4 separate regions of the Mus musculus genome follow, and regions 1, 2 and 4 are each linked to region 3. The links are chromatin loops, found by intact Hi-C in ENCODE. Cell type or tissue: gastrocnemius. All regions are shown on one strand. Region 1 holds the start of Hspa2 (heat shock protein 2). Region 2 overlaps Mthfd1 (methylenetetrahydrofolate dehydrogenase (NADP+ dependent), methenyltetrahydrofolate cyclohydrolase, formyltetrahydrofolate synthase). Region 3 has its middle 21 kb from the start of Gm10451. Region 4 holds the start of Ppp1r36 (protein phosphatase 1, regulatory subunit 36).

Region 1 (8,000 bases), 61 kb before region 3:
GGGTTTGCCTCTTTTGCTACACCACTGATAACACAATATTATCTGGTTTTAAAAAAAAAGTGCGGATTTAACAATGTATAATGGACTGTGATTTTAACTTTTAATTTACTTTGGGTTTCCTGTTTCAATCTATAGCTCATTCTGACCTGGACTCAGTATGCAGTAATCTTCCTGCCTCCTGGTCCTGAGATTAGGAACATGCCACCACACCCACCCGAACTTTTAAAATGAATTCTGAATTATCTAAAAGAAGAAAAAAAAAGCCTGTTTTAAAACATAATTATACATAAACACAGGAAATGTAAAAGATGTCAATATAAGATCAGTATGTGCTAACATTCTGTGACTGAAGAAGTGTCACATAAAGGTGCTATTACTGTATCTTTTGGGGGAAGGCTCAAGATACCGTGTACAGCGTGAAAATGTAATTTTACCAGGTGAAAAGTGCAAGCAGAAAAATGCAGCTAAAAACACAGGTATAGCTGCTGCTGTCATCTCAGTGAACTGTTAAAGATGCATGTGGTGGAAGATTACAAGTTTTGTCTGCAATGGCTTCATCAATAGGACATAGTTACTTCAGAAATGAAGCTCTAAGGGTCTCTGTATGAACCGGTTTTGGGCCTGGCAGCTCTCAGTCTTGTTTTGTTTAAATTGTAAGGAGAGTGCCTGAGTCATGTGCAGTGCCCTTGGAGGCCAGAAGAGGGCGTTGGATCCTATTGAACTGGAGGTACAAATGTTTGTTAGTCCTCATCTTAGGATGCTGAGAACTGAACCCAGGCCCTCTATAAGAGCAAGCTGCTAGCTTCTTAACTGCTGAGACATCTCTCCAGCCCGCTACCTTCCATATTTAAAGATTCATTTAAAAATATTATAATAATAACAATAATATAATAAAGGTGTTTTGTCTACATGGATGTGTACCATCTGCTTGCCTGAGGTTTATTTATTTTTTTACTTATGTATGTATGTATGTATGTGCGTGCCTTTATGAGTTTATGTGCACTTGAATACAAAAGCCCAAGGACGTCAGAGAGTGGTGACATTCCCTAGAACTGGAGTTAATGGTGGTTGTGAACCGCCATATGCATGTTGGGAACAGAACCCAGGACCCTGCAAGAGTAGTTAGTCCCCTTCCTAGCTGAGCCATCCCTTCAGCTCCATCCCCTCTCTTCCTCTTCGCTGAATTTCCCCAGAGCTGGGTATATAAGCACAGACTATCACATATGGTCTGATATTTTCTTTAATCCTTTCCTATTTCAAGTTTTTCTTCAGTTTCTTTCATGGAAAATAGAGAACTGCAGTTGCCAATGGCAAACGTGGTTTTGAAACTGTAAATTACATATAGGAATAGAAAGAATCTTTAAAACTTTCCCGATTAAGTTTTGTAGAACTCTGAGCTGGAGAGATGGCTCCGAGGGTAAGCACACTTACTGCTTCACCAAAGGACCTGGGTTCAGTTCCCAGCATCTGTGTCAGGTGGCTCAGGACCAAATGTCACTCTAGCTCTAGGGTCTCTAATTCTGGCCTCTGCACCACATTGCATACACACACACAGATAATTTTTTTTTTAATCAAAAGCTCTTTTAAAGTTTTTTATTGAATTCTGTCAACATTACCTTTTAGACAACGAAAACTTTCATGTTTCTCATACTGTCTTCTCCATCACTGTCTCACACGACTTACTGGCCAGTTTCAGAGGGGTGCTTCTTTCCTGGAGCTTCGAAGACAAAAACAAACAAACTAACAAACACCCCAAAGCACAAAAAGTTGCTTAACATATCCAGATTCTAATCTTCAATTCTGAACTCTTCTGCCCTCCTCGTCGCCCACATTCCACCACCTCAACCTCGATAAAGAATGCTTTTCTTACTCTCCTTTGCAGGAGTTAGGCATGTCACCTCCTCAGGGATGCTTTGATGTTTTCCCCTCAGGCTCTGTGTGCCCCTCCCTGCCCTCTGTTGTCACCGGACTGGCTTACCCCCTTATCACACGACTTAGGCCCGTTTCCCTTGTTCTTTTCATCTCATATTGGGCACCTGTCAAAGTTTTACAGCGACGACTGTCCTCAGCTTCCCATCCGTAAGGCGAGGCGGTCGTTCTACATTACAGGTCTCCGTTTTCCTGTAGGGAGTCCTTTTACAGGAGCCAGCTTCTGCCCACCCCCTTGTTCCAGAGAATACTTTCCAAAATTATTCTCAGATTCCGGCTAAACAAGTGCCAAAGACTCTTTTTCATCTACTTCCTCTCACAAGTCTGTGCTGCCAACCTATTCTTCTCATTCAACCGAACTCCGCGCAAAAGGACTAATTCCTTAACAAGATCACGCGTGCGGGGACGGGAGTCAGAGGGGTGACACTGGCTTATTACGCAGTGCCACCAAGAAGTCAAAACCGCCCATTAGGGCGCCTGAAAGAAAATAAACTAGGAAAGCCGAGGGAGAAAGTTGGGCGGAGGCGGCTCGCGAGCCGTAGCCGCTCGCGCTGCGCGGGAAGCCACCCGCCTCCCGGGTAAGCACCCCGCATCCTTCCCCGGTCGCGCACTTTCTGAGACGCGCTGGGAAGGGGGAGGGGTACTGACTCGTACCCGCCCAACTTCGCAGTCCCCGCCCTGGAACCGCCCCTCACCCAGCCCCAGTCCCCGCTACAGGAACAGCAGGGGCAGGGAAGGCGAGAACCGATCCCAGCCGTTCTGTATTCGATGCAACCGCCCTAGAAGGAATTCGGGCCCCGGGAGCCGAGTCAGTGGCGGCACCCGACACCGAACGGTACAGAAACCCTTTCGGAGGCCAGCGCCCCTTCCGTGCTGCCTCCGCGCGCCCCGCCCCGCGCCTCCCTGCCACACGCTTCGGATTCTGCGCTGCTCATTGGGCATCTGCCCCGCCAATCTGAAAGATGTTAGCGAATCACGCTTTAGAAAAGGCAAAGAGAACGGGAAAGGGGGCTTTCACACTGGCTCCCCTGGCGCGAGCTTAACGCCCCCAAAGCGGCTGGAGGCACTGGGCGGGGCTTCATTTGCATAACGGCCGCCCCTTGGTCTCCCTGCCCAAGGCTGGCGTCAAGCGCCTCACCCAACTAGATATCAGTTGGACCACCGGCTGGTCACTCCGACCAGGCAAGCCTGTGGGAGCGCCGGACGGGTTGGAGCGGGCGGGCCCGGGGACCGATTGGCTCTGAGAGTTTCCAGCAGGCAGGGAGGAGGGGACTATAAGAACCAGAAGCCCCGTAGAGGTCTCCGGGAGACGCTAGTCGCGCTCGTGGAGAGTTGTGAGAAGCGACCGTTGGCTCAGGTCCCGGCTTGCGCTTGCCTCTCCTGACGCTTTCGTCCTAACGTTGCTTTGCCTGTTTTTTCAGTCAGGATGTCTGCCCGCGGCCCGGCTATCGGCATCGACCTGGGCACCACTTACTCGTGCGTGGGGGTATTCCAACATGGCAAGGTGGAGATCATCGCCAACGACCAGGGTAACCGCACCACCCCCAGCTACGTGGCCTTCACTGACACCGAGCGTCTCATCGGCGACGCCGCCAAGAACCAAGTGGCCATGAACCCCACAAACACCATCTTCGACGCCAAGCGGCTGATCGGACGGAAGTTCGAGGACGCCACAGTGCAGTCCGATATGAAGCACTGGCCGTTCCGAGTGGTGAGCGAAGGTGGGAAGCCCAAAGTGCAGGTGGAATATAAAGGGGAGATGAAGACCTTCTTCCCTGAGGAGATTTCTTCCATGGTCCTCACTAAGATGAAGGAGATCGCCGAAGCCTACCTGGGGGGCAAGGTGCAGAGCGCAGTCATCACTGTTCCTGCCTATTTCAACGACTCGCAGCGCCAGGCCACCAAGGATGCGGGCACCATCACCGGCCTCAACGTGTTGCGCATCATCAATGAGCCCACAGCAGCGGCCATCGCCTACGGCCTGGATAAGAAGGGCTGTGCGGGCGGCGAGAAGAACGTGCTCATCTTTGACCTGGGCGGGGGCACCTTCGATGTGTCCATCCTGACCATCGAGGATGGCATCTTTGAGGTGAAGTCCACGGCCGGCGATACCCACCTGGGTGGCGAAGACTTCGACAACCGTATGGTCAGCCACCTGGCGGAGGAGTTCAAGCGCAAACACAAGAAGGACATTGGGCCCAACAAGCGCGCTGTGCGCCGGCTGCGCACCGCCTGCGAGCGCGCTAAGCGCACCCTGAGCTCGTCCACGCAGGCCAGCATAGAGATCGACTCGCTCTACGAGGGCGTGGATTTCTACACGTCCATCACCCGCGCCCGCTTCGAGGAGCTCAACGCCGATCTCTTCCGAGGGACCCTGGAGCCGGTGGAAAAGGCGCTGCGCGATGCCAAGCTAGACAAGGGCCAGATCCAGGAGATAGTGCTGGTGGGCGGCTCAACCCGCATCCCTAAGATCCAGAAGCTCCTGCAAGATTTCTTCAACGGCAAGGAGCTGAACAAGAGCATTAATCCCGACGAGGCGGTGGCCTACGGCGCCGCTGTGCAGGCGGCTATCCTCATCGGCGACAAGTCGGAAAATGTGCAGGATCTGCTGTTACTCGACGTGACTCCATTGTCGCTCGGCATCGAAACAGCTGGCGGTGTCATGACCCCACTCATCAAGAGAAACACCACGATCCCCACCAAGCAGACGCAGACCTTCACTACCTACTCAGACAACCAGAGCAGCGTGCTGGTGCAAGTGTACGAGGGCGAACGGGCCATGACCAAGGACAATAACCTCTTGGGCAAGTTCGACCTGACTGGGATCCCCCCAGCACCCCGTGGGGTCCCCCAGATCGAGGTCACCTTTGACATCGATGCCAACGGCATCCTTAACGTCACTGCTGCCGACAAGAGCACCGGTAAAGAAAATAAAATCACCATAACCAACGACAAGGGTCGGCTGAGCAAAGACGACATTGACCGGATGGTGCAGGAGGCGGAGCGGTACAAATCGGAAGATGAAGCAAATCGCGATCGCGTGGCAGCCAAAAATGCGGTGGAGTCCTATACCTACAACATCAAGCAGACCGTGGAAGACGAGAAACTGAGGGGCAAGATTAGCGAGCAGGACAAAAACAAGATCCTCGACAAGTGTCAGGAGGTGATCAACTGGCTTGACCGAAACCAGATGGCAGAGAAAGATGAGTACGAACACAAGCAGAAAGAGCTTGAGAGAGTGTGCAACCCCATCATCAGCAAACTTTACCAAGGCGGTCCAGGCGGCGGCGGCTCCTCTGGAGGGCCCACCATCGAGGAAGTGGACTAGGCTTGCGCTGGAGTCCGCGTAAACCTCTTTTCCTTTCTTTTCTTTTTTCTTTTTTTTTTTTTTTCCTTTTCTCCCTTTTGTTTTGGTTTCTTTTAAATGTCCTTGTGCCAAGTAAGATCTATTATTGGAAGTCTTTAGCCTGGTGCATACATATGAAAGGAAAGGTGCAACAACTTAGTTTAGTTATAAAAGGTTAGTTCTAAAAGTTTGATTTGGGGGAAAAATGAGGTTTCTCTTTAATGCATTTAGAGCGATTGCTGATTTAAGCTCTTTTTGTTGTTGTTAAGCTTACGTATGTACATGGAGATTTGCTTGAAAGTAGAACCCTGATGCTCGCACACCTGACCTGTGGAAGCTTGGTTACACTAAGACACAGGAAAGCTTGAATTGTTTATTTTTATGTACTATGAGATGAAAGTAAGCACTGCAGTGATATTAAAGACAGGTATATTCTGTAAACACATAAATGCACATTTAAAGTAAAGCTGAAATTGATCTCAAAATTGCTGTCTGGCGTTTTCAATTTTTTCATCCTATGTTTTCCTCGAGTTGATCTCTTAAGAAGTTAGTATGCTGTGCAATGCATCTAATCCAGTTTTCTCTACCTCTCAGATGAAGCTCCTGCCACAAATCACCAACAATTTAAGGGGGTGAAGAATCTTGATAACCCTTTAATATTCAGAAACCTGATGGGGTCTCTTCACGTGACTCTAACCTCCTAAGCCCTGGTTCAAGTTTAAAGTGTTCAAGTTTAAAACAACAGCAACAAAGCTACCCGAGTGTTACAGGGCAGTACAGGCTGGATCCCAGAGACCTGTACAAAATAGCTTTTCTCCAGAGTAACAAAAATGACAGCATCTTTTCTCAGTAGCCAAAGGGTTATAGAAAGTGTGCTTTGTGGCATACAGGTTCCTGAAACAAGAGCCAGCAGGCAAGTTTAAGAGTGATGTAATATTGAGTCCCAGTCTGGTCAAGTTTGTTTTCATTTCCTATAAAACAGCTCAACTGTCTGAGCTTCTGGCAAACTCTGGAAGAACCTGACTGGGAGCTGTAATTACTTGGGAAGTGGCTCCTTTTCTCCTTTGAAGATCTTAGAGCTTGTACAATACCTGTCTCAAATCACTGTTACAGTTCTTTTTTAAAATCACATTTATTTGGGAGTGGACTAGTTATGTGAGTGGTTCCCTACACCGTGTGCCCCCAGGATCGAACTCAGATTTTTTGGTTGGTAGCAAGTGCCTTTACCTGCTGAGCCATTTGTTTTTTAGGTTTTTGTTTTTGGTTTGGTTTGGTTTTTTATTTGTTGGTGTGGTTTATTTTGGTTTGGTTTGGTTTTTTGAGACAGGGTTTCTATGTAGTCCTGACTATCGTAGAACTTGCTCTGTAGACCAGGTTGTTGGCCCTTGAATTCGGAGCCTGCCTCTGCCTCCTGAGTGCTGAGTGATTAAAGGTAAAGGTGTGTGTCACCCTCACCCAGCTTGGTTTTTTGGTTTTTGGGGTTTTTTTTTGTTTGTTTGTTTTTGTTTTTGTTTTGTTTTTTTAAGATTTATTATATGTAAGTACACTGTAGCTGTCTTCAGACACACCACAAGAGGGCATCAGATCTCATTAAGGATAGTTGTGAGCCATCATGTGGTTGCTGGGATTTGAACTCACAACCTCAGAAGACCAGTCTTAACCAGTGAGCCATCTTTCTAGCCCCCTTGTTTTTGTTTTTAATGGAATTGCATTTTAAAATTCATGTAAGAGGAATTCAGGGGAAATTTAGTAGTTCATTTGAAAATGAATAGTTTTAATAGCTCATAGACATTTTAATACCTTCCTAACATAAGATTTTGCTTCATTATTTTTAAAATACTAGTGAGTTTTAGAAGCTATATTTCCAAGTTATTGTGGATCCTTCTCTGTTAGTAACAGATTTAGTTTTAGAAAAATAGTATGCGTTAATTTAAAAATTAGGAAGCAAGGGTTATTGGGTTTGGAAAGGATTGTCACCTTATAGTTGACGTTTCTTTTAACAAGCCTCATTTAGATGGGGAAGAAAGATAAATGGACAATTGTAAAATTGCTTCAGAATACTTACATTTTCAAAGACGATACTTTGGAAATGTGAAGGCAGACTAATCTATGCTGGTATAACACCAGTGGAAGCTTCCAGCAGTGAGCATTTAAGGATGTAGTGAAACAAGACGACACAGGCCATTGCATAAACATCTGGTGAAGTACTTTGCTACTAATAGATTTAGAATGCTTTTGTTTGAGAGTGTATGAAGTAGCCCAGGCTAGCCTCCAGCTCCTGATGTTTGAGAGTGTATGAAGTAGCCCAGGCTAGCCTCCAGCTCCTGATGCTTGAGAGTGTATGAAGTAGCTCAGGCTAGCCTCCAGCTCCTGATGCTTGAGAGTGTATGAAGTAGCCCAGGCTAGCCTCCAGCTCCTGATGTTTGAGAGTGTATGAAGTAGCCCAGGCTAGCCTCCAGCTCCTGGTGCTTCCATCTCCCAAATGCTGCCAGCACAACTTTATACCCAACACCCCTGGCCTAAAGTGACTTTGGAAGATGGGAGGGAGCAGTGGGGGTGGGGGCAGCCCTAGGTATCCTGGAACTCACATAGACAAGGCTGGCCTCTAATTTACAAACTAAAAGATTCACCCACCTCTGCCTTCCAAGTGCTGGGATGAAAGGCTTTAAAGTGACTTTTTACAGGAGTTTTGACCAGGACAATATCCATTACTTTGCTCTTTCAT
Region 2 (8,000 bases), 170 kb before region 3:
CACCAGGCATGCATGTGGTACACGTACATGCATGCAGGTAAAACACTTGTATACATAAAATAAAAACAAATAAATACATCTTTTTTTAAAGTGGGGGATGGGTCTGGAGAGATGGCTTGATGATTAAGAGCCTAGGCTGCTTTTCCCGGAGGACCAGGGTTTGAATCCCAGCACCTACAGCTGTCTATAACTCCAGCCCTGAGGGGTCTGATTGATGCCCTCTTCTGGCCTCCTCAGGCACTGCATGTTGTGGACATGTAGGCAAAAAAAAAAATGTCAATTTTTTTTTGGAAAAAAAAAACCTTAAATTCATGAGACATCAGGGTCAAGGGTCAGTTATATGTCTTGTGGTGAGTAGAGCTAACCTTCTTTACAGTTGTATTTATTATTATTGTATATGTAAATGATGTCTGCATGCAGGGGTGCAAGTGTGGAGGTGGGAGGACAGTTTTGTAGAGCTGGTTCTTGCTTGCCACCTCTGTATGAGTTCTGGATGAAACTCAGGGGAAGGCTGTACCTGGGGCTAACTTACAGATGGCCGTGAGCTTAGATGGCTTGTTAGGCACATGGATGCTGGGACGCGAACTCAGTCCTCGAAGAACAGCAAGTGCCCTTGACCACTGAGCCATCTTGCCAGCCCCTTGTTCTTACTGTTTAGATTAGATTATTATTAGACTGTACAGTGACTTGGGTGACATTAATTCTATTGTCTCTCTCTTCTTTGAAGAATTACTCCAACACCGCTGGGAGAAGGGAAGAGTACCACCACGATCGGGCTGGTGCAGGCCCTCGGCGCCCACCTGCGACAGAACGTCTTTGCATGTGTGCGACAGCCTTCGCAGGGCCCCACCTTTGGGATAAAAGGTACTGTGGCCAGAGGCGCCTGCCTTCCCCTGCCTTTCCTTTAGTCTTCCCAGACTGAGTCTTCACCCAGGAGGGCTTTGGCTGGTTTAGATAGCTGAAATGTTTGCTTCAGACATTTGTATTGTGGTGCATTTGAGAAAGGCTTTCGTTGTTACCCCAGGTCTATCCTTTTGACATATGCAGAGAATCTCGGGATGTGTAAAATGGAGTTCAAAGGGCTTTTATTTGACCCCGGTATCCACTCCACTGTCTTAGTAACAGCAAAGGAAATCCTAGCTGCTGGTCCAGGCTTACACTGAAATGGTCCAGCCACACCGATGTCTCCCTGACTCATTTAGTGAATGCTTTCTGCTAGGTACCGTGCTAAGCACTTTGTGTTTTCGTCATTCTCTCCTCCCATGACATGTCATTACCGTTTATGATAGCAGCAGTGGGACTTTACTGGTGATTTGGTTAAGGCTCCATCACACAGTTAGTCAGTTAGTTAGTTAGTTAGTTAGTTGGCTGTGGGTGAGTAAATGGGTGAGTGACTTAGTTCAAGCCACAGCCTATGTGTGGCAGTCAGAGCACCACCTCCTAAGTTTATTTTCTATTTTCATCATATGGATCCTAGAGACTTGGCAGTCAGGCGTGGCAGTGTGTGTCTTTAACCCACTAACTCTCACCAGCCACTAGTGCAATGGTCTCAACCCATGGGTCCCGACCCCCTTAGGGTCACATATCAGATATTTACATTATGATTCATAAGTAGCAAAATTACAGTTTTGAAGTAGCACCTAAAAGAATTTTATGACTGTGGGTCACCGCAACAAGGAGGACTGTATGAAAGGGTCCCAGCACTGGGAAAGTGGCGAGCCATGGTGACTCTTGCCTCGCGCCCATTTCAGCCTCTGTATACCACACTTGAATAGGTGAGGACACTGGATCGCTGTATTTAACCTCCTTGTTTCGGCCACCGTGCTTCTGTAGTGCTGCTCTTTTTGGTTCCTTCATGTTATTTATTGACATTGTGTATTTATTTTGCACACATTGGTTGAGGTTAAATTAAGGCCATCACACGTGCTGGGCACACACAGCCCCTGAGCTACACACACACGCAGACATGCTTCTGCTGTTGTCTTAGCTTCCACTGCGCATCTTCAGTGTACACGGTGCTGTGCCACATAATGGCTCCTTACACATTTGTGCGTTGTGCACCCCAGACCACCCCATGCCCTCCCTCCTCTTTCCTCCTCCCCCTCCCATTGCTCCTCTCTGTTTTCCTAGACAGCGTTGCTTCTACTTTCAAAACATACTCTTTTAATTGAAACTGTTTTTCTTAATTATACTATGTTCTTAGAGGCGGCTTTTCCGTTTGCTGGCTGACAAGGGATCATCTTCTGCTTGTCCCAGTAGTTAATGTTCTCAGCAGGAACACCTCTTCCCTCCTGCCAGCTCTGACTTGCTGTCTGTTAGCTTCCTTTTGTCTTTGAGACGAGGTCGTCCCAGGTATTTCAGGCTGCCCTGGAACACACTGTGTAGCCCAGGTTGACCTGTGTGCCGTCTTCCTACCTCCCGAGTGCTGGAATAGTGTGTATGTGCCGCTGTGCCCCGCCTTGGAGCTTGTTGTAATAACCCCCTTTTGACTCTAGAAGCCTTGTCCCTTATTCCGACTCGAGAACCCAGTGTTCTCTTTCCTCATATTGAATTTTCCTCCTTGCGTTGTCTTCCTCACAAAAATGAAACCTGTTCTTTCGTGCTGATGTTTACGGCATCCTTACAGCATCCTGGACATCTTGACCGGCCTCTTGTTGACCACATGGGCTACAGCACCTTCGAGGCTCGGCTGTTTTCTGATAGCTATCTTATGTTCTAGAAGAGTTGGTGTCTCTGTTCGGTGTGTACCTTCGAGATTCTTTTTCTGGAAGCTAGAGTAGCTTCGTGAGTAGGAAGTTACTCGGGCTTGCCTTTATGTAGCTGTCATCTGGGTTTCTAACATGTTAGGAATCACGGGGAACCGGCTTCTAAAGATAATGAGTAGGTATGTATGTGTGTGTGCATGTTTCTGTCATTTGCACTCCGATTTCAATTGAGAGCCTGTTCAGCGTGAACGTGATCAAGCGTTTCAGTGAGGTAAAGGAAATTAGAAAACACCTGCTCACATCTGTCCAAGTGACGGAGAGAGTAAACAAACAATTTGCTTAGTAGATATGAAAATGGGTTTGTTGGTCTTTGGGTTCCAATTCACAGAGAAGCAAGTTAACCTGAGTTCCAGCTGTTGCTCTGTCCCCTAGGTGGCGCTGCAGGAGGCGGCTATTCCCAGGTCATTCCTATGGAAGAGGTAAAACCGCTCAGGGTTTGACTGAACCCTACCCTGTGTGATAGAGTTTCCTTTCCAGAGATGAGATTTAAAGAGAGAGAGAGAGAGAGAGAGAGAGAGAGAGAGAGAATGATTAGTGGGCACTCCACTTGTTTCTTGGCAGGAGCAGTATATTAAACAAACAAAAAAAACCTTTATTTGTGGACTTGAGTGTAGACTTGAGACAACAGGTTGGACTTAGGCACAACCTTTCAATGGGGATAGTCATTTTGAACAAGCAAACACATGCATGCCACATGGTCCCCAGAAGCATCAGGGGCTTGGGGATTCAGGAGCAGTGTGGGGACCCAGAGGGGAACAACTGTCTATGCCCCTGTGCAGCCTCTGACCTTGGCAGGAGGTTGGCCGTGAGGGGGGTGGTGCTCTGCTCTCTGCACACTTATATGGAAAACTGCTAATTCCTTCACTGGGAGTTGTTTCAAAGGCCAGATAACTGGGCATTATTTTTTCTTCAGTATTCACTGTGTAGATCAGTCTGGCCTCGAACTGGTGGCAGTCCTCCTTCAGCCTCCTTGGCATATAGAAGCCCACTCGTGAGCCTGTCCAAGAGCAGTACTTCAGCCAGCACCCACTGGTGTTAGTGTGGAGACTGTGTTGGTTGTGGGAGGCTGCAGGTTGGAAAAGGCAGAGCTAGAGACTGCTATGGCTTCCGCTCTTTTGTAGTTTAACCTCCACCTCACTGGTGACATCCACGCCATCACTGCTGCTAACAACCTCGTGGCTGCTGCCATTGATGCTCGGATATTTCATGAGCTGACCCAGACAGACAAGGTAGAATGCCGAGGGTGTGGGGGGGGGTACCTGAATTAGTATTGGTCTTTTGGTGCCATGACAGTAGGACCCCCTCATCTAAAGCTCTTTTCTTCTCTTTCTTTAAGGCTCTCTTTAATCGTCTGGTACCTTCAGTAAACGGAATAAGAAAATTCTCTGACATCCAAATCCGCAGGTTACGGGTAAGCTTTTGCCTACTAGATAGATGATACCATAAGAAATTTAATTAAAGATAACAAGGATTGAAGGCAGGGGTTTCCCTCATTTCTTTATAAATTATAGTGATTGATCGTATAGTAGATAGAGCTGACAATTAGTCCTCAGCTAAGAAGAGCGAGGGCGCAGCTTTCTAATGTGAAGATTGAGGGCAGCATCGTGGAGATGTGCAGCTTCTGGGTCCCTGGCCTCCCTAGCCCTGGGATCTTGAGGACATGTTCTTTGTGGGCCATCTCTTGGTTCAGTCTTCTATGAGACGAGCTTAATCAGAGTATTAGTAACTCCTGTGTTTTATTTGAATTTCTATATTTATATCCATGTAAAAAAAATTTATGTGTATTAACTGTAGGCACGTGTGGGTCACAGTACTATGTAGAGATTAGAGGACAACTTTTGGGAATCAGTCCTTAATTTCCAATTTGTTGTGGCAGGGTCTCTCTGGTTTCTGCTGCTATGTAGAACATCATTCTCTAGTCTCTTTCCATCTTGCGTAGGAGTGCCGGGTATGGATGTGCACCCCACATCTGGCTTTACCTAGGTTTGAGGAACTAATCTCAGGTCATTGGGCTTTTGAAGCAAGTAGATTTACATTCTGAATAATCTACCCAAACCTCTATAGCCAGCGAGCACATGTTTTCACCACATACCCTAATAATTCCTGTCTTCGATTTTTATTTTACATGAAAAATGAAAATTGGCATTCACACAAAAACCTGTGCATACATGTTTTAATGACTCTATTAATAATCTCCCCAAAGTGAGAAAAGTCTTCAGTGTTCTTCAATGGATGAATGGTTAAACAAATTGCCGTGCATCTGTGCAATTAAAAGAAATGAGCTGCTGAAAGGCACAGCAACTTGGTTGACTCTCAGAGGCATTATGTCTAATCAAAGAAGCCAGTGTCCAAAAAAAAGATCACAGGCTGTGCTTCTGCTTCTGTGGTATCTTCAGGGAGACAGGACATCAGACTAGTCTATGCCAAGAGTCGTGGATCAAGGGACGGTGTAACTAACTATAAAGGAATAGCAGAGGGATATTCGTGTGTAATTCTATTGAAGTAAGGAAATCGTTTATGTGTGCTTATATATGCACATAATAAGCACTTGCTGAAATGGTGTGTGCTGCTTATCAACAGTTCTGTTCAATTATTTTTAATTCTTTGCAACTTATCTTTTTGTGTGGTATTCAGGAGTATACCCAGGCCCTCGTGCTTACTAAGCTCCTACTGAGCTACATACATCCCCAAACCCTGAAGCTTTGTGGGAGTTTTGTTTGTTTTGTTTTGATAATTTATTGTGTGTGTGTGTGTGTGTGTGTGTGTGTGTGTGTGTTACACCGCCTTGTGCCCTTGGAGGCCAGAAAAGAGCATCTGGTCCCCTGGAACTGGAGTTACAGATATTTGTGAGCCTCCATATGGGTGCTGGAACCTGAACCTGGGTCCTCCGCAAGAACAGCAAGAGTTTTTAACCCCCAGGCCTTCTATCCTGCCCTGAGCAACTCTGTGTTTTGATGCTGCAAGAGTAACCCTGGAGGTTCCTTTACCCAGATATGTTGTTTACATGTTGCTCTACTTACAACTCTGTTGATAATTTTTGTATCTGGGTTTCTGTTGGTGGCTTTTGTTGCCCGCTGAGAACACACTAGCTAGCTTTCGAGCAGCTTGATATTCCTTAGCTTTGTTTACGCCTCCCCTGAAACCTGTGCTTAGAGTGTTACCCCATCATGACAGAGCTATAGTCTGAGTGTGACCCCATCATGACAGAGCTATAGTGGTTCTAGACCTCATGACATTGACAGTTGAGATTGACCCTCACCTCCAACAGCAGGGCAACTGAGCCGCTTGTGGGTGTCTTTGAAGAGTGTCGAGTCCTAGGCTCATGGTCTCATGCAGTGGTGGCACACACCTTTAATCCCAACTCTCCGAAGGCAGAGGCGGGCAGATCTCTGAGTGGAAGGCCAGCCTGGTCTACAGAGTGAGTTCCAGGACAGCCAGGGCTACACAGAGAAACCCTGTCTCAAAAGAGAGGAAGGAAGGGAGGAAAGGGTCTTGCTGGGGCTCTTGACTCGTGTCTGCTGAAGATGAGGAGGGCACTGTTTGATAAGCATTTCCATTTCGAGAAGTGACCCTTACAGGCATTAAATAAAATTTAAAAGTATCTAACTTCTGTAAGGAGAAAAATAAAGACCCTTTTTTATGTCTTTTTAGAACAGTAAGAAGCCAGGGAAAGTATTGAGCCATAGAAAAGCGTGTAAAAGAGTTTAAATTGATTTTTTTTTCATTGATTGCTGCTCAATTTTGCCTTTCCTAAACTTTGACTTCAGTTGGGTTTCTTGGGTTTCTCAGTCTGGTTTTTAAAACTGTGCATATTCTTTTTCATTTCAATATAGTTAGTGAATCCAGAAATGCATTGTGGTGGTTCTTGGTTGGGGCTGTTTTTGGCTGGGTTGAGAGAAGTCTCTGGAGCTCAGTTACAGAGCAGACATACCGAGTGGGACAGGAAACAACCTCCAGGCTTAGCCAGGGGCTCAGGTCACAGTTTTCCCTTCTGGATTTAAGACGCTGCCATTCCAAGGGTGTGCCACAGGCATGATTCAATCATAGTCCTTATTTCCCTATCTCAATATAAGGTCAATTTAAAAAAAGTATGCTTCTCTGTTTTGACTTTTTTGGGGGGTGTGGTGGGGGATTATATTAGTTTACAGTTCAAAGTACAGTCCATCTTAGTGGGGAAGTTGAAGCAGCAGGGGCTTGAAGCAACTGGTAGCTGTCACATCTATAATCAGGAAACAGAGGAATGGATGGATGGATGGATGAATACTGTTGTTTTGGTTTTGGGTTTGGGTTTGGTTTGGTTTGGTTTGGTTTGGTTTGGTTTGGTTTGGTTTGGTTGAGACGGTCTGGCCGTCTTGAAATACACTGTGTAGACCAGACTGCCTCAAGCTCAGAGATCTGTCTACCTCTGCCTCCTGAGGGCTGGCTCTTGTCTTATTTTATGTTTTAATTTCCTTTCTTTTCAGAGGCTAGGCATTGAGAAGACTGACCCCACCACGCTGACAGATGACGAGATAAACAGATTTGCAAGACTGGATATTGACCCAGAAACCATAACATGGCAGAGAGGTATGTACCCAGCCCAGGCTGTGCGCCCCCTGTACTTTGGTAGCCCCCATCTCTCCCTCCTCCAGGAGGCTCCTGGGTCAGGATACTTATCCAGAATGGTCATATCCTTTGCTTGTCAGCCTTAGCTGCAATGTAGATGTCCCTTTGTGAGGTTGGCTGAATGTCTATTCAGTGTTGATTGAAATGAGGATTTCAGGGGAGTTCATGCATTAACCAAAAATAACATTTCTTAAGTTTCAATTTTATGCAGAAAGTTTGGGTGTCATGAAGTGGGAAAATGATGTCTAATCACTTGAATCATGTGTGCGTTTTATTCTGAGAACGCTCTGGCACTGGTGACTTGGTTTTTCATGGATCTCTTTATCCTGCTAATCATTCTCCCGTTTATTAACTCCTCCTGTAACACTTGCCAGCCTTCAGCCTTTAGACGTTTGCCTGACTTCAGGGCCATATGTTGTTTTGCTCTGTGTACAATTAGCATAGCTTGGGATTTTATTTTCTGTCCACCTCCTTTGTATCACAGCAGAGAGGGAATTTCCATCAAACCATGCAGAATGCACCAGAAGGCCAACTTACCAACTTTTTTCTTGTCTTTATTGGCACAGCGACTGTTAATGTTCAGTTCATTTGGAGGTTTTGGTGTTTGTTTTGATCATGTAGCCCAGGCTG
Region 3 (8,000 bases):
GGGGATATGCAGAAAGCCTCAGTCAGTGTAATAGTTTGGAAGAGGGCAAAGCAAGAAGTATTTGAATAAACGTTCACGTTTATGGTCAGTAGACTTTGAGATTGTCATGACAGCTCTCTCGGGGAGTTCATGCAACCATCGAGTGTAGAAGTAACTGGATGCCAACATACAAATAAGAGAACTTAGATTTCTACTTCTCACAATACAGCAGAACTGAAGCATCATCTTTGTGTCTTTCTGTTGCTGCGATTAAACACCCTGAAATGAGCAATTGAAGCTAGAAATGGTTTATTTCAGCTCCCAACTTGAGGCATAGACTGCCATGTCTGGAAACAAGGCAATAGGAACCTGAAACAACAGCTCATGTCAGCTGAATGCATGATGCTGGTGTCAGTAAACACCCTGAAATGAGCAATTGAAGCTAGAAATGGTTTATTTCAGCTCCCAACTTGAGGCATAGACTGCCATGTCTGGAAACAAGGCAATAGGAACCTGAAACAACAGCTCATGTCAGCTGAATGCATGATGCTGGTGTCAGCTTGCCGTCTCCACTGTTATGCAGTCCAGGACCCTCTGCTGAGGGAATGGTGCCACCCACAGTGGGCAGGTAGTTCTACCTCAATAGTGAAATCAATATAATGCCCACAAGCTTGCCCACAAGCCCATGTGCCAGGGGATTTTAGAGTCTGTCAAATTGACAATTAAAACTAACAACCACACACATTTTGTAGATCTAAATACAACATCTGAAATTTATAAATCATAAACAGTCATAAGTTATAAGCAGTCATAAATCCTTGCTATTTTGGTTTATATAGTAGTGATTCCTGTGATATGATCCTGAAGCACAAGCAACCAAAAATGAATAAAAAAATAAACAAATAAATTGGACTTTTCCAAATAACAACCTTTTGAGGCTAGCCTAGTCTATACAGTGAGTTCTAAGCCAGCCAGATCTATACAGCAAAACCATCTCAAAACCAACCAACCAAACAAATAATGAAGTAACAAAATAACAACTGTGTGTGTGTGCGCGCGCGCACGTGCGCGCGCCTGCTTTAAAGTGTGTGTACCATGCTGTCTTTAGGGGGAAAGTCCTGGCAAGGTGGCCCAGAAATCAAAGTGTCTGCAGCCAAGCCTGAAGATCTGAGTTTGATCCCTAGGACCCATGTGGTGGAAGGAGAGAACCCACTCTTGCAAGTTGGCAAGTTGCCCTCAGACCTCATACATGAGCCATGCCATGTGAGTCCCACATACATAAACATATAATCATTCAACATTTTAAAAAATGGATATCAATAAAATTTGAAGACTACCAATAGAAATGAAAATATTTGCAAAACAAATGTTGAGGGGGACTTATATTGATACATATTAAAAGTATAACGACAATGAAAAGAAAAATAACCAAATTTATAATGTCGTGGGATGGGGCTGAGGTTTAGCTCAGGTTATATATTCTTAACACACTTGAGACCCCGAGTTCAACCCCCAACATGCGCTCGCGCGTACGCACACACACACACACACACACACACACACACACACACACACACACGATCTGTACATGGAAGGAAAACAATAGGAAGGGCATATGTCAGCTTTGTGACAAGCAGTCTCTGGGCAACCCCAAGCCTCTGCTGTATTTGCATTTGGTCTTGGGTGTCTGATCTGAGTCATTGCTGAACTTGAGCCAGCTTTTGTCTCCTCCCCAGCTTTCTTCTCTGATGTTTTCCCTAAGCTTGTGGCACAGGCCTGCCTAGGATCTTGGCCTGGGAGAAGAAGGGAGGAGAAAGAGATACAACACACATACGCAGATGAGCACGCGCACACACACACACACACACATACACATGCAGATTACCACACACACAGAGAGCAAGAGAGAGCCACTAGAAGGTTCTGCTCTCTCCACAGCATCTCTGCAGCGTCATCTGTACATACAGGACCTGCTAGGTACTACACTAACTCCTAAGAGGTGCTTCAGGTTTATCTTCCCAACATAGAAACTCCATGATTACTCCTGACTACAGGTAAGCACTATGTCACACCGTGCCACACAGTGAAGGACCGGAGACCATGTGACACTGCCCCAGTGCCTGGCTGTTCTAAGCACTTCCCCCATATTAACTTGTTTAACAGGACAGGTACTTTTATCTGTCCCAGGAAGCAAGAGCAGAAGGACACATGTTGTCCCAAAGAGGCCCCACTGCTAGGAGATAGTTGAGGCAGTCTGCTCCAGAGTTGGGGTTCCTACCATCACTGTACATTTAGAATCTCGACAAGGTGATAGGTACAGCACAGTTTTACTTGGTCCCTAGGTACAAAAGCCACTTAAATTTGTCTTGTTGGGAGAATTGGAGACCTACATAGAGCCAGACCATTTTAGTTCTGGGGCTGTGGAGATCCAAAGTCTGAAAATGACCCAAGCCCTTTTCCAGAAAAGTAAATAGTTGCATATGTAACTCTTGGGGTTTGTGGGCCCCCTGAAGTCCATGACAGGTTTGAGAACTTAAAAAGATTGGCTGGAGAGATGGCTCAGTGGTTAAGAGAACTGACTGTTCTTCCAGAGGTTCTGAGTTCAATTCCCAGCAACCACATGGTGGCTCACAACCATCTGTAATGGAGTCTGATGTGTCTGAAGACAGCTACAATATACTCATATAAATAAAATAAATGCATCTTGAGAGAAAGAAAGAGAGAGAGAGAGAGAGAGAGAGAGAGAGAGAGAGAGAGATTGGACCCAAGGTCTCCAGCTGTGTGAGTCTGGAGAGGGAAGCTGGACTTCTAGACACAGCCTGGCTGTGAGGCTGTGAGAGGCCATGTGGCCAGGGAGCACTGCTCCTTCCTGCGGCTTCTCTGCTTAGCACTGCAGAGATTAAACTACTCCCTTCCCGCTCCAAATCATCCCCTCCTGTTTCTGTACACATATATATCAAGAAAAGAAAGGCTTTATTGGGGATGATTTACCAGCATAGTATAAATCAAGAGACACGGCCAGCCTAAAGGAGTTACAGAATCCTAGAGACAAGGGGCTATAAATATAAACTGTTTCCAGTGTTCCCGAAGGGAGGCGTGTAAACGCAACTTCAGAGAAAAGAACAGATTGAAATCAACAACTGCTCCAGGGGGAGGCGGATGAGAAACCAAGCCGTAGGATGCACGGTGTGTTTCCTTTTTAAGCTCTCTTTGCTAACCTTGTTTTTATTCTTTGACAGTTTCATGCAGGTGTACAGTGTGCCTTGATCATACCCACCCACAGCTCTATGCGCCCCCATCCCTCACACCTCCTAACAGGCTCCCTTTCCCCCCACTTTACGCACCCCCATACACAGAATCCAATTAGCGCTGTCTGCTGGGATACTGGCTGCTCTTGTAATGACTTGATCTTCTGCAGGGGACCATAATTATATTTCCTTTTAAAAATAAATCAGGGGGCTGGAGAAATGGCTCAGAGGCTAAGAACCTTTACTGCTCTTCTGGAAGACCTGAGTTTAATTTCTAATACCCACATTGCAGCTCACAGCGATCTGCAACTCCAATTTCTGGGAATCTGAAGATCTCTTCAGGCATTCATATGGTACACATATGCACTCCAGCAAAACACCCATACACATAAAGTATAAGAGAAAAAATTTAGAGTAAAAAGTTTGGAAAGCCAAACGCGAAAGTCAGACATATCTGCCCCTACCCCCCACCCACAAGCCCTTTAAAGTTAACTTTTTTGTAATTGTTGGTTTGGTTTGGTTTGGTTTGGCTGTTTTTTTGTGACAGGGTGTTACTATATAGCCCCAACTGTCCTGTAATTCACTGTGTAGATCAGGCGGGCCTTGAACTCACTGAGTTCCACTCACCTCTGCTTCCCGAATGGCAGGTTAAAGGCTTGTGTCACCACACCTGGATCCTTAAGGCTAATGTCTTTGTTCTGTTATTGGCATCTTTAAGTAATACACTCAATTTTTCATGCTCTGTTCTAATAGGCAAGGATTTAGATATGTTAGCACCCATGTGACCCACATTTGTTTGTTTATTTGTTTGTTTGAGACAGGGTCTCATAAGTCAAGGTTAGTCTCAGATTTACTATGTGTCTGAGGATGGTCTTGAACTCCTGATCCTCTTGCTTCTGTCTTCTGGGTGCTGGGATCACAAGCATATACCACCATGCCCAGTCTTCATGCAGCGCTATGGAATGGAACCCAGGGATTTGTGTATATTAGGCAAGCATTCTACCGACTGAGCCATAACCCTATCCCTGTCTAGCTCATCTCACCTTCTTTATAGTTGGTTGAAGTCCATTTCCTGTTTATTATATCAGTAAGCACTGTAACTAAAAGACACACAGCTCAGACTGGAGAGATGGCTCAGTGATTAAGAGCACTGACTGCTCTTCTGGGGGTCCTGAGTTCAATTCCCAGCAACCACATGGTGGCTCACAACCATCCGTAAAGAGATCAGATGCCCTCTTCTGGGGTGAAGTGTAGTTACATATAACAAATAAAAAAATCTTTAAATACACACATACACACACACAAGAGTCTCTGCTCGCTGGGCATGGTGGCACACGCCTTTAATCCTAGCACTCGGGAGGCAGAGGCAGGCGGATTTCTGAGTTTGAGGCCAGCCTGGTCTACAAAGTGAGTTCCAGGACAGCCTGGGCTACACAGAGCAATCCTGTCTCAAAAAAAAAAAAAAAGTCTGAGCTTCTTAAGTCAACATGCAAAGTAACAGGTTTCATCATGGCATCTTCGCATCTTCATACATAGGTGTCTTTATACTTTGTTCTCACTAACCCCTCCCCCACTGCCCTCCCCCTCCAGCCATTCAACTTTAGACACTCTTTCCTGTTTCTCTCCAGCGCTGATGAGAATGGAGGCCGGAGGAAGCCAAACCCTGCCCAGGCCACAGTTGGCAAATGGGAAGGGTTGGAGACAAGCTCAGGTCAGCCTCAAGCCCCTGGACCGTCTCCAGCACAGAGTGTAACTGCTGTGGTCTGGAAACACTTACCCTGGCTCCCCTTGTGGAAGTGGGGTCACCTGCTATTTTTATAGCTGTTACTATACACGGCAATAGTTGCCCCGAGAACTGGGCTGTGCTCGGATCCTGAACACCTGTTACCTGTGAGTGGGGAGCATTCACGAGTGGGTTGCAGGTGCTGGACATCTGAGCCTTTGGAGGTCCCAGTTCTCTTGCTGCCTAGAGCAGTTCTGAAAGAGTCCCTCTAAAGCATTTGACAGTCCTAAGGGTGGTGAGGGGAAAGCCAGCTCAGAGATTTCCTCCTCAACGCTGTCACCTCATAGTAATAAAGCATAATGAAGGCGTGGAAGTGGCCGGCTGTTTATTTACTGTCCCACCCCCATTGTGCAAAGACATGGCAGGATTTCCAGGCATCACCTCATCGTCTCCCTCTTTGGTGGCACAGTGAACGACTGGATTTGTTCTCAATGCTCACTGGTGGTTAAAATCCCACATCAGATGTGGGCCCCACTGAAATACTTGTCTCAGGCTTTTCAGTTATCCTGCTATTTCATCAGAACCTGGAGTGTCCTCCCTGCCCGTGTTGACATCTGCAGAGTGGTATTCTGGGAAATGACTCACACCGGGCTCTCCTCAAGGCGCATACACCACGTTTGCTGGTTTCCCTGGGTGAAACAGTTTTGTTGATGATTTCAGGGAACCAACCTGACTTCACTGAGCACAGAGTCAAGAGGAAAGGCACAGAGAGAAAGACATTGCCCAGGGTTTCCACACACGGATCCTGTAGGTTCAAATACCCTTGAAGCAGAGGCAAAGGTTAAACATACATTAAGAAGCAGTGAATATTTTAGCATTTATTACTTTAAAAAGTAGTTGCTCGAAAACTAGGCACGGTGGCATGTGCCTGTAACCCAGCATTTGGGAGGTAGACGCGGGGGGATCATAAATTGGAGGACAATAGCAACTTTGAGGCTAGTCTAGGAGATGGAAATCTGTCTGTCTGTCTGTCTGTCTCCTTCTCCCTCCCTCTCTCAAAAGTAAAAGAAGGAGGAGGAGGAGGAGGAGGAGGAGGAGGAGGAGGAGGAGGAGGAGAAGGAGAAGGAGAAGGAGAAGGAGAAGAAGAAGAAGAAGAAGAAGAAGAAGAAGAAGAAGAAGAAGAAGAAGAAGAAGAAGAAGAAGAAGAAGAAGAAGAAGAAGAAAAAGAAGAAGAAACTGTTGCCTGTGTTTGTCTTATGTTTTTTGGCACTTGAGTTTGAACCCGAGGCCTCGGCATGCCAAGCGCCTGCTCTACCTCAGAGCTCCCCCACAGCTCTGTAACTTCACTTTTAACAGTGGTTGTGTTCAACAAGTGGCTCTCAACTAGAGAACTACTGGAACTAAGTGAGGCGGCTCCACCGACCATAAAGCTGTGTCTAGCCTGGATATGGGAAATTCGGGCTCTGGCCACGAGAGAGCTGCCCAGGCAGCCCAAGCCTCTAAGAGATTTCAGTGTTGTGTTTTAGGGAGCTATGGGGTGGGGTTTTGCTGTTGTTTAGGCTTTTTTTTTTTTTAGATAGGGTGTATTAGTTAGGGTTCTCTAGAAGAATAGAACTGATATATATATATATATATACACATATATATATGATTTATTTATTCTATTTATATGAGTACACTGTAGCTATCTTCAGATACACCAGACAGAATAGGACATCGGATCTGATTACAGATGGTTGTGAGCAACCATGTGGTTGCTGGGAATTGAACTCAGGACTTCTGGAAGATCAGTCAATGCTCTTAACCATTGAGCCATCTCTCCAGCCCAGAATTAATATATTTTAAAAGTGGATTTATTGCTGGGTATGGTATCCTCCACTTTTAATCCCAGCACTCTGAAGGTACTCAGAGATAGAGATCGTTTGAGGCCAGCCTGGTCTGCACATAGAGTTCCAGGTATGTCAAGACTACACAGTGAGATCCTGTCTTACCAAAGAGCAGGCAGGCTATTAGATTGTCTGGATAGTCCACCAAATGCCGACTAGCACGGGAGAGACTAAGAATCTGCTGGCTGCCCAGTTCATGAGGCTGAATGTCTCAGCAATCCTAAACCAGTGCCATAGGCTCAAGTTTTCTTGGAAACCACTGGTCTGTAATCTATATCAGAAACCAAAAGACAGATTTCTCCCCTCTTTATAACTTTCTTAGCAAAGATGATATATCGGGTTGTTAATGTTACTATAACAAAGCACAACAAAACAAGCCGATTTAAACAAAATATTTTTTTCATGGCTCTAAAGACAAGAAAGCTGAGTTCAAGCTGTCCATAGGACTAGAAGGATGGGATTGGGTCCAGGCTGCTCTCCTTGACTTGTAGATGGCCATCTGCCTGCACTGTTTTTCCAGATCCTTCTGTCTGTCTGTCTGGTCTCATCCCCTGAGGAATGCTACCTGACTTTGAACTTGCTCTCTGGCAAGCCGTATTCGTTTCCTCATGAGGCCCTTTTGTGTTTATGTTGAATACATCCCACTTTGACAACCTCTTCCCACTACACATGTTTTTATAGAGGAATTTGTAAGCTGAAACAGAGCAATGACCTACTTGTTCTCAATAGCTTGTCCCTTACCCTAAAGCACAGAAACCTGTTCCTAAAATGGGTGGAGACTCGCAGAGCACCCTGATTTAAATGGAAAGAAAATATGCCAGTCCAATGTATTCCGAAGCGCCATACCCGTCCCATGGCAACCAAATCCCATGGGCTGGGCCCTTCTGCCAGGCCTGAGAGCAGACACCCTGCCTCACCGCAGTCGGTGCAGAGCTTGTTTGCTGTTCTCATCAGAACACCAGCGTGTTAATGCTTGTCATTCCCTACCCTACGTGGAACTACAGCACGGGCTAGTGGGTCCTTGTCCGTGAGAAATGCCAAACCTGCAGGAGGAGCCAGGAGCCATTGGCAATACAAAGCAAAAGGCTGCATTCTGCATGCTGGGAACAACAAGGAGGTTCAGTCCAAACCTGGGTTTAGCTGTGCTGAGCATGCATGCCATGC
Region 4 (8,000 bases), 48 kb before region 3:
TCTTTCATGAGCAGAATTACAACACTGTGAAACTCTATGCCTTTTTCACTAAATAAACATATGGTTTTATTTTATTTTTTTGAAATAGTATTTCTACATAGCCCTGGCTGTCCTGGAACTCAATGTGTGGACCAGGTTGACCTGGAACTCACAGAGATCTGCCTGCCTCTGCCTCCTGAGTGCTGTGACTAAAGGTGTGTGCTACCACACCCCACACTAGTATATGCTTCTATTCAGTTAATGTTGACTCTGAAAATCTGAGACCAGAAATTTTGTTCTGTGTTATATGCTCCTTAGTTGCTTTTCTTTTCTTTTCTTTTTTTTGTTTTTTGTTTTTTGTTTTTCAAGACAGGGTTTCTCTGTATAGCCCTGGCTGTCCTGGAACTCACTTTGTAGACCAGGCTGGCCTCGAACTCAGAAATCTGCCTGCCTCTGCCTCCCGAGTGCTGGGATTAAATGCATGTTCCATCAGTGCCCAGCCTTAGTTGCTTTTTAAATTAAAATTATTTTATGTATTGCAAGTGTTATATATGTGTATATGTATGTATACCACAGCTATATCTCCTGCTCTGGGACATCAGAAGAGGTTGGATCTCTGAAACTAGAGTCACAGAGGGGGTTAAAAGCCACCATGTGCCACGCTAGGAGAGATGGCTCAGCAGTTAAGAGCACTGACCACTCTTCCAAAGGTCCTGAGTTCAAATCCCAACAATCACATGGTGGCTCACAACCATCCATAATGAGATCTGACACAATAAAAAAAAGAAAAAGAAAAATGCGGGTGTGGTGGAGCACGACTTTAATCCTAGCACTTGGGAGGCAGAGGCAGGCGGATTTCTGAGTTGGAGGCCAGCCTGGTCTACAAAGTGAGTTCCAGGACAGCCAGGGCTACACAGAGAAACCCTGCCTCAAAAAAACAAACAAACAAACAAAAAAAGCTACCATGTGGACAGTTGGAAAGAAATCCCGGTCCTCCACAAGAGCATCTTTAACTGCCTAGCCATCTTTTCAAGCCTCCCCCTTAGTATCTATAAGATCTTAAGCATGTCTCTCTCTTTTTTTTTTAAAGATTTATTTATTTATTATATGTAAGTACACTGTAGCTGTCTTCAGACACACCAGAAGAGGGCATCAGATCTCATTACGGGTGGTTGTGAGCCACCATGTGGTTGCTGGGATTTGAACTTCGGACCTTCGGAAGAGCAGTCGGGTGCTCTTACCCACTGAGCCATCTCACCAGCCCCTTAAACATGTCTCTTGATTAGGTACAAACAAAAATTCTTTCTTCCACAGGATACTTAGTAGAATATTTCTACTTTATAACAGTATAAACTTGAAAAAGCTTGTTATGTTCATATTGTTTTGTTGTGTGCATGTAGATGTCAGGGGACGACAATCTGCAGCCAGCTCTCACTTCCACCTTGTGGGCCCCGGGCTGGCCTCCAGAGTACTGCGATTACAAGCCTGCACCGCCACGCCTGGCTTTTCATGCTAATTTTAAATAACGGTTTAATCTTTCAGGACTTCCTTTCACCTTAGTTTAGACCAAGGTTAGAGACGGTAGAGGTCTATAAAACCCTTGATTTTTCTGTTAGCCTTTAGTACGTTTTGAGGGTTATCTGGGTTTATTTTCACATTCTCTCCTGATTATAGAATAACTAGATTCTTTGGTCTTAGCCTTTTCTGAAACCTTATCTCATTTTCTCCTGGTTCACACCACTCCCAAGTTGGGAGATACTGCTTGTTAAATAATTCCTGGCATCTATCTAGGTTAGTATCTTCTTTTTCCCCTTTCAATTAGTAAGCAGGCTTTGCCCTTTTCCTCGGACTTAACACTAGAGGCACACAGGTGTGTTCCCGTGCATTTGAACTAACCTCATCAACAACTGGACCTGAGTCCCGTTAATAGGACAAGGATGTATTGATTACAGTTTTAGACTGTCATAGCCAGTGGCTAGAAGACTGGGAGACTAGAGCAGGCAGTGGCATGCATGTTGCCATGATTGTAAAGGTTCTGGATACATGGATATTTACTGTGCAACTCATACCTAATCAGCTGTGGGGATACAAAAGCAGACTCATCAGGCATTCCCAGTCTTCTCTTCATTTAGCTCACACAGGAGAGGGGAAAATAACCCAAATCGGCCTGCCGGTTCAACTGCGAAGAGAAAGCACAAGGTTCATGACCTGTGTGAACACAAGCTGGTTTGAATACCCATCACCACTGAGCAAGTTGTCACCGCTTTCGTTTTAGAACAGCACTAATTTAGAGTACTTACCAAGGTCAATGCTTTACACACTTGTACCGGCTAGTTTTATGTCAACTTGACACAAGCTGTAGTCATCAGAGAGAAGGGAACCTCAACTGAGAAAATGCCTCCATGAGATCTGGCTGTAGACAAGCCGGTATAGGGCATTTCCTTCCTTCCTTCCTTCCTTCCTTCCTTCCTTCCTTCCTTCCTTCCTTCCTTCCTTCCTTCCTTCCTTCTCTCTCTCTCTCTCTCTCTCTCTCTCTCTCTCTCTCTTAAACAAGGTTTCTCTGTATAGCCCTGGCTGTCCTGGAACTCACTTTGTAGACCAGGCTGGCCTCCAACTCAGAAACCTGCCTGCCTCTGTCTCCCAAGTGCTGGGATTAAAGGCATGCACCACCACCGCCTGGCTGCATTTTCTTATTAATGAATGGGGAGCAGAGGGCGAGAGCACAGCCCATTGTGGGTGGGGGTCATTCCTGGGCTGGTGGTCTGGGTTCTATAAGAAAGTTTGTTTTTCAAGACAAGGTTTCTCTTTGTAGCCCTGGCTGTACTGGAACTCAGTCTGTAGACCAGGCTGACCTCAAACTCAGAGATGTCTACTTCTGCCTCTCTGGAATTCTCGTATTCAAAGGCGTATACCACCACCGTCCCGGAGATGTGGATATTTTCAGAAGTAGGTTAAAAACAGGTTCGACTAGTTATGGAGAACTGCCTCCAAAACATTGTATTTCCGTGCCCATAATCTCTTCCATTAATCGAACTCTCCAAATCAAGCTAAGGCCCACTCACTGTGTTTCAGCTTAACTATGCTCGCCAAAGCAGTTTGGAACAGGTCTTTCCTACAGAATTGTACCTAGTTAGTCCAATCAAAGCACAGCGTGAGGGTTTCATGGGGGGCGGGGGGGCGGGGCGCGTGTTACTGCAGGAAGCGTCAAGTCCGGGCTGGCCGCGAGCACAGCAGGGGTTGGGACACCCAGAGTGCTCGGGGTCCCCCGTCCGGCGGGAGCCCCGCCCCTCCGGCGCCAGCCGGACGGCGGCGTGGCGGTATCCCAGGTGACGCGGGTGTGATGGTCAAGAGTGAGGCCATGTTCACCGTCCCAGAGTTTTACTCCAGGAGAAAGCAGTTTGTCGGGCAATCCTCTACCCGGCTGGACGTAAGTGCAGCCTGGTCGCACGCTCCTGGGCCGAGTGGCGGAGGGCAGTGTTGACCGGGACCCGTTCTCGGCGTGTAGCAGGCACTGGGGGAGCCCAGTAGGGACTCTATAGGGAGGCCAGGGCAGCGCTTGGCGTCCTGGTCCTGTTCTCTGCGCTCCTGCTCCTCCGCAGGCGGCTCGACGCCTTCATCTGATACCTGCAGTTTTCAAGAACGGTTGAGCTTATTTGTCCCCAAATGCAAAAGTAAAGAGGTGTGTTGTCGGAATTGAATTCTGTCTGACTTCCCACACGGATATGTAGATTATTATGAAAGTCCACTCTCTTCTGTATGTGGTTGTGAGATAGGAGAAGCTGGGCTCTGGGTAGAGCCCCGGGGAAACAAGGGCTGGTTGTTTGCACCCTGCTAACATAGGAATTTCTGTTCCTGAAGGTAGGGGCAACGGCTCCTTCCTTCCTCCCTCTCTCCCTCCCTCCCTCCCTTCCTTTTTTAATGGGAGTCTAACTTAAATCTAGACTAAAGGTTGCTGTATGATATCTTCCAAATGCCTGACTACTAGCCTTGAGCTAAGTTTCCTTTCTCCCTTTCCCTTCCCACCTTCCCACCTTCCCCTTGCGTGCTGTCCCACTTTTTCTCTCCATCCTTTCTTCCCTTTCCATATTGAAATCACATCCGAAAACAAAAAGGATAAAATCAAGAGAAAAAAAAAAACCCACAAACAATGGAGAGATGGCTCAGTGAATAAGAGTACTGGCTGCTCTTCCAAAGGAGCCAGGTTCAATTCCCAGCACCCACAAATCGACTCACAACCATTGCTAACTCAACTCCAGGAGATCTAGTGCCCTCTTCTGGCCTCTGCCAGCATCACACACACATGGAGTACAGATAGATACACAAAAAGCAAAACACCCAAACACATAAAATGAAGTCGGCTGGGGTGTCACTTAGGTGGTTGAGTGACATTCTAGCATGCACCCATCCCTGTTTTGGATCCTTGTTCCCAGAATCACATAAACCAGGTGTAACGTCGAATGTCTGTAATCCCAGCAACAGAGAGGTAGGGACAGGAGGAGCAGAAACTCAAGGACGTCTTCAATGTGATTAATTAATAAAATTAACGAGGGAAGAGCAGGAGTTATTAAAGGTTTGTAGTGACATGTAGGTTGGAAAGTGAATTTTAGTTGTGTATGATGCAATCATTTCATTTTACAGCAATGTGGATTACGACTAGGAATGTGGTATTGGAAAGACGAAACAAAAACTCTGGAATTTAAAAGGTAAAGTTTAATATAACTTTTTAATATAAAAAAGCATTTTTATGACAATGACATGTGCTGGGGCAGGGGGTACTAAGTCATACAGAAGAGTCTTAAAACATAAAATGGAACCCCACTATCTGAAGATAGTGATTTTGCTCAACAGCCTTAAAGACACAGTTTTCTGATAATGTCTGGTGAGCTGCCTTCTATGCACTAGCCGTTGTACTAACCGTATAAACCACCCTCTGAAACATCCGAACAGTTTACCATTAAGGAGCTGAGATTTTTCAAGAGCAAAGGAACTCGAGGGAGATTGGATGATGTATCCCATTTGCACAGGTCTCTGGTGGCTGAGATAGTTTAAACGTCTACCTGCTTTGCTCACAGGCCAGGGTCTTGTCTTGTCTTGTCTTGTCTTGTCTTGTCTTGTCTTGTCTTGTCTTGTCTTGTCTTTTCTTTTCTTTTCTTTTCTTTTCTTTTCTTTTCTTTTCTTTTCTTTTCTTTTCTTTTCTTTTCTGTTCTTTTCTTTTTTTTCCAAAACAGGATTTCTCTGTGGAGCCCTGGCTGTCCTGGAACTCACTTTGTAGACCAGGCTGACCTTGAACTCAGAAATCTGCCTGCCTCTGCCTCCCGAGTGCTGGGATTAAAGGCGTGTGCCACCAATGCCCAGCCAAAACTGCCCTTTAAGTTATAGGATTACACACTTTAAATTGACCAGATGACATCACACCTTCTGCAGTTTATAGTAAATTTTGTAAGATTAAAATGATTAGCCTAAGGGAGAAAAAAAAAACAAACTAAAACTTCTTTGGGATGGTGACTAGGCGTATGTATCTAAGCCAGGCAGGGCAGCATAGTTATGTACCAAACAATTGTTTGTTTGTTTGTTTTTTAAATTAGTTTACTTTTTACACTCCATATTCTATTCCCCATCTAGCCTCCGACTGCTCCACATCCCACACCTCCCCACTCCTCTGTCTCCACCTGGATGCCCCCACCCCCTTCCCACCTGACCTCTAAATTCCCTGGGCTTCCAGTTTGTTGAGAGTTAGGTGAATCATCTCTGAATGAACACAGACCCAGCAGTCCTCTACTGTATGTGTGTTGGGGGCCTCATATCAGCTGCCTGTTTGGTGTTCCAGTGTTTTCAGGGTCCAGGTTAATTGAGACTGCTGGTCCTTCTACAGGGTTGCCCTTCTCCTCAGCTTCATTCAGCCATCTCTAATTCAACAACAGGGGTCAGTTGCTTCTGTCCATTGGTTGGATGCCAATATCTGCATCTGACTTTTTTAGCTGCTTATTGGGTCTTTTGGAGGGCAGTCATGATAGGTCACTTTTTGAGCGCTCCATAGCCTCAGAAATATTGTCAGGCCTTGGGGCCTCCCCTTGAGCTGGATCCCACTTTGGGCCTGCCACTGAACCTTCTTTTCCTCAGGCTCCTCTCCATTACGCAGGGGCCATGTTAATCTTCTCTGTATCGTTCCAATTTTAGTATATGTGCTGCCTAAGCGAGCACACAGTTGTTCTTTTAAGATACTTGGAGCCGGGCAGAAGGATCAGGAGTTCAAGATCAACCTCAGAGATATATTGATCATAAGGCCATCCTGAACTAAATAAGGCCATCTCAAAACCACCCAATTCAATACACTATAATAATTATTATAATAAAGCTGGGCATGGTGGCGCATGCTTTTAATCCCAGCACTTGGGAGGTAGAGGCAGGCAGATTTCTGAGTTTGAGGCCAGCCTGATCTACAGAGTGAGTTCCAGGACAGCCAGGACTATACAGAGAAACCCTGTCTCAAAAAACCAAACCAAACCAAACCAAACCAAACCAAACCAAACCAAACCAAAAAAAAGATACTTGGGTTTTTGTTGTTAGGGATTAAACTCAGCACCTCGGGCATTTGAGGCAGGCAAATCCCTCTCTATCCCTCAGCTACTCTGTCCCTACAGGTTGCACCCCTCCCCCATCCTTATCCTTATGGGGTTAGTGGTTTGGGTCTGGGCTTGGTGTTATGAAAAAAATGTTTGAGATTGCAGGCTCATATATAAATATCTCGAAAAACCAAAAAAAAAAAATCTCATAAGCTATTGGGCAGATGAAGCTGAAGGTCCAGCAAGGAGCTGGTTAAAGCATGCGTAGTTCATACTTAAGTTTTATAACTATAAAAGCTTAGATGTATTGTCAGATAATTCCGAGACTTCACATTAGAGTCAAAGTTAAATGTTTCTGTTTTACTTTTGTGTTACCATGCTGACCCCAGGGCTTTGAACCCAGGGCCTTTGTTCATGTTGGACAAGCTTACTACCTCTTAGGTACATACATTCCTGCAAGCATTTACATCTTATAGACTATGTTTCTCTCAGCATCTCTGAGTAGCTTGCTATTTCCAAAGCAGTCATTTAGGTTTGTCTTTTTCTTCTGAGATGTCAGGAAAATCCTGGTCAGTAGCTCCTGTGACATCACACAGGGTGAGTCTGAACTGGAGAGGGAGCTTGGGTTTAGACAGGTTAGCCACAGGAGAGCAAATCTTAACTGCCAGCATGGATGCTAAATACTAGTGTGACCTTGCCTTGCCTTTCTGAGTGTGCTTTCTGTATACTGAACTTTCCTTCTCCTTCTCCTTCTCCTTCTCCTTCTCCTTCTCCTTCTCCTTCTCCTTCTCCTTCTCCTTCTCCTTCTCCTTCTCCTTCTCCTTCTCCTTCTCCTTCTTCTTCTTCTTTTTTTTTTTTAAGATTTATTCTGCCGGGCGTGGTGGCGCACGCCTTTAATCCCAGCACTTGGGAGGCAGAGGCAGGTGGATTTCTGAGTTCGAGGCCAGCCTGGTCTACAAAGTGAGTTCCAGGACAGCTAGGGCTATACAGAGAAACCCTGTCTCGAAAAACCAAAAAAAAAAAAAAAAAAAAAAAAGATTTATTTATTTTATGTATGTGAGTACGCCATTGCTTCCTTCAGACACATCAGAAGAGGGCATCAGATCCCATTTCAGATGGTTGTGAGCCACCGTGTGGTTGCTGGGATTTGAACCCAGAACCTCTGGAAGAGCAGTCGGTGCTCCTAACTGCTAAGCCATCTCTCCAGTCTCTTCTTTTCTTTTCTTTTCTTTTCTTTTCTTTTCTTTTCTTTTCTTTTCTTTTCTTTTCTTTTCTTTTCTTTTCTTTTCTCTTCTTCTTCTTCTTCTTCTTCTTCTTCTTCTTCTTCTTCTTCTTCTTCTTCTTCTTCTTCTCCTTCTCCTTCTCCTTCTCCTTCTCCTCTCCTTCTCCTTCTCCTTCTCCTTCTCCTTCTCCTTCTCCTCCTTCTCCGTCTCAGTCTCCTTCTCCTTCTCCTCCTTC

The links. Peaks named below come from ENCODE experiments on the same cell type or tissue, not always from the same donor. Only the 100,000 strongest peaks of a DNase experiment are listed, where the experiment ranks them.
Region 1: it touches region 3 in a loop (3-fold over the local background); 16 of 42 quality-filtered maps call a loop at or near these places.
Region 2: a loop joins it to region 3, with 3 times the contacts of the local background. A loop is called at or near these places in 9 of 42 quality-filtered maps.
Region 4: a loop joins it to region 3, with 2.3 times the contacts of the local background. A loop is called at or near these places in 15 of 42 quality-filtered maps.

The regions. Positions count from the first base shown.
Region 1 is chr12:76,401,179-76,409,178 of GRCm38, forward strand. It overlaps Hspa2 (heat shock protein 2), which reads left to right and starts at 2,998. Exons shown (of 2, transcript NM_001002012.1): 1 at 2,998-3,111; 2 at 3,351-5,760. The coding sequence starts at 3,356. The coding sequence ends at 5,257. 4930426I24Rik (RIKEN cDNA 4930426I24 gene) reads right to left here and starts at 2,816. Exons shown (of 4, transcript NR_166810.1): 1 at 1,979-2,816; 2 at 1,617-1,717. In gastrocnemius, CTCF peaks have their summits at 703 (motif pointing right), 4,096 and 6,897 (motif pointing right); DNase peaks (open chromatin) are centred at 2,084, 2,615, 2,980, 4,047 and 2 more places; H3K4me3 peaks cover 4,149 bases; H3K27ac peaks cover 1,960 bases.
Region 2 is chr12:76,290,254-76,298,253 of GRCm38, forward strand. It overlaps Mthfd1 (methylenetetrahydrofolate dehydrogenase (NADP+ dependent), methenyltetrahydrofolate cyclohydrolase, formyltetrahydrofolate synthase), which reads left to right. Exons shown (of 28, transcript NM_138745.2): 12 at 728-864; 13 at 3,138-3,184; 14 at 3,887-3,994; 15 at 4,102-4,176; 16 at 7,229-7,331. Among named protein-coding and RNA genes, the nearest start is that of Gm40444, 18 kb to the left of the region's middle. In gastrocnemius, CTCF peaks have their summits at 221 (motif pointing left) and 3,134 (motif pointing right); a DNase peak (open chromatin) is centred at 3,145.
Region 3 is chr12:76,461,893-76,469,892 of GRCm38, forward strand. No RefSeq gene overlaps it. Among named protein-coding and RNA genes, the nearest start is that of Gm10451, 21 kb to the left of the region's middle. In gastrocnemius, no CTCF peak of the experiment used is centred here; DNase peaks (open chromatin) are centred at 4,970, 7,346, 7,764 and 7,930; H3K27ac peaks cover 1,280 bases.
Region 4 is chr12:76,414,311-76,422,310 of GRCm38, forward strand. Ppp1r36 (protein phosphatase 1, regulatory subunit 36) reads left to right here and starts at 3,289. Exons shown (of 11, transcript NM_001163103.1): 1 at 3,289-3,406; 2 at 4,618-4,682. The coding sequence starts at 3,320. It also overlaps the pseudogene Gm25563. In gastrocnemius, a CTCF peak has its summit at 4,252 (motif pointing left); no DNase peak of the experiment used is centred here; H3K4me3 peaks cover 791 bases.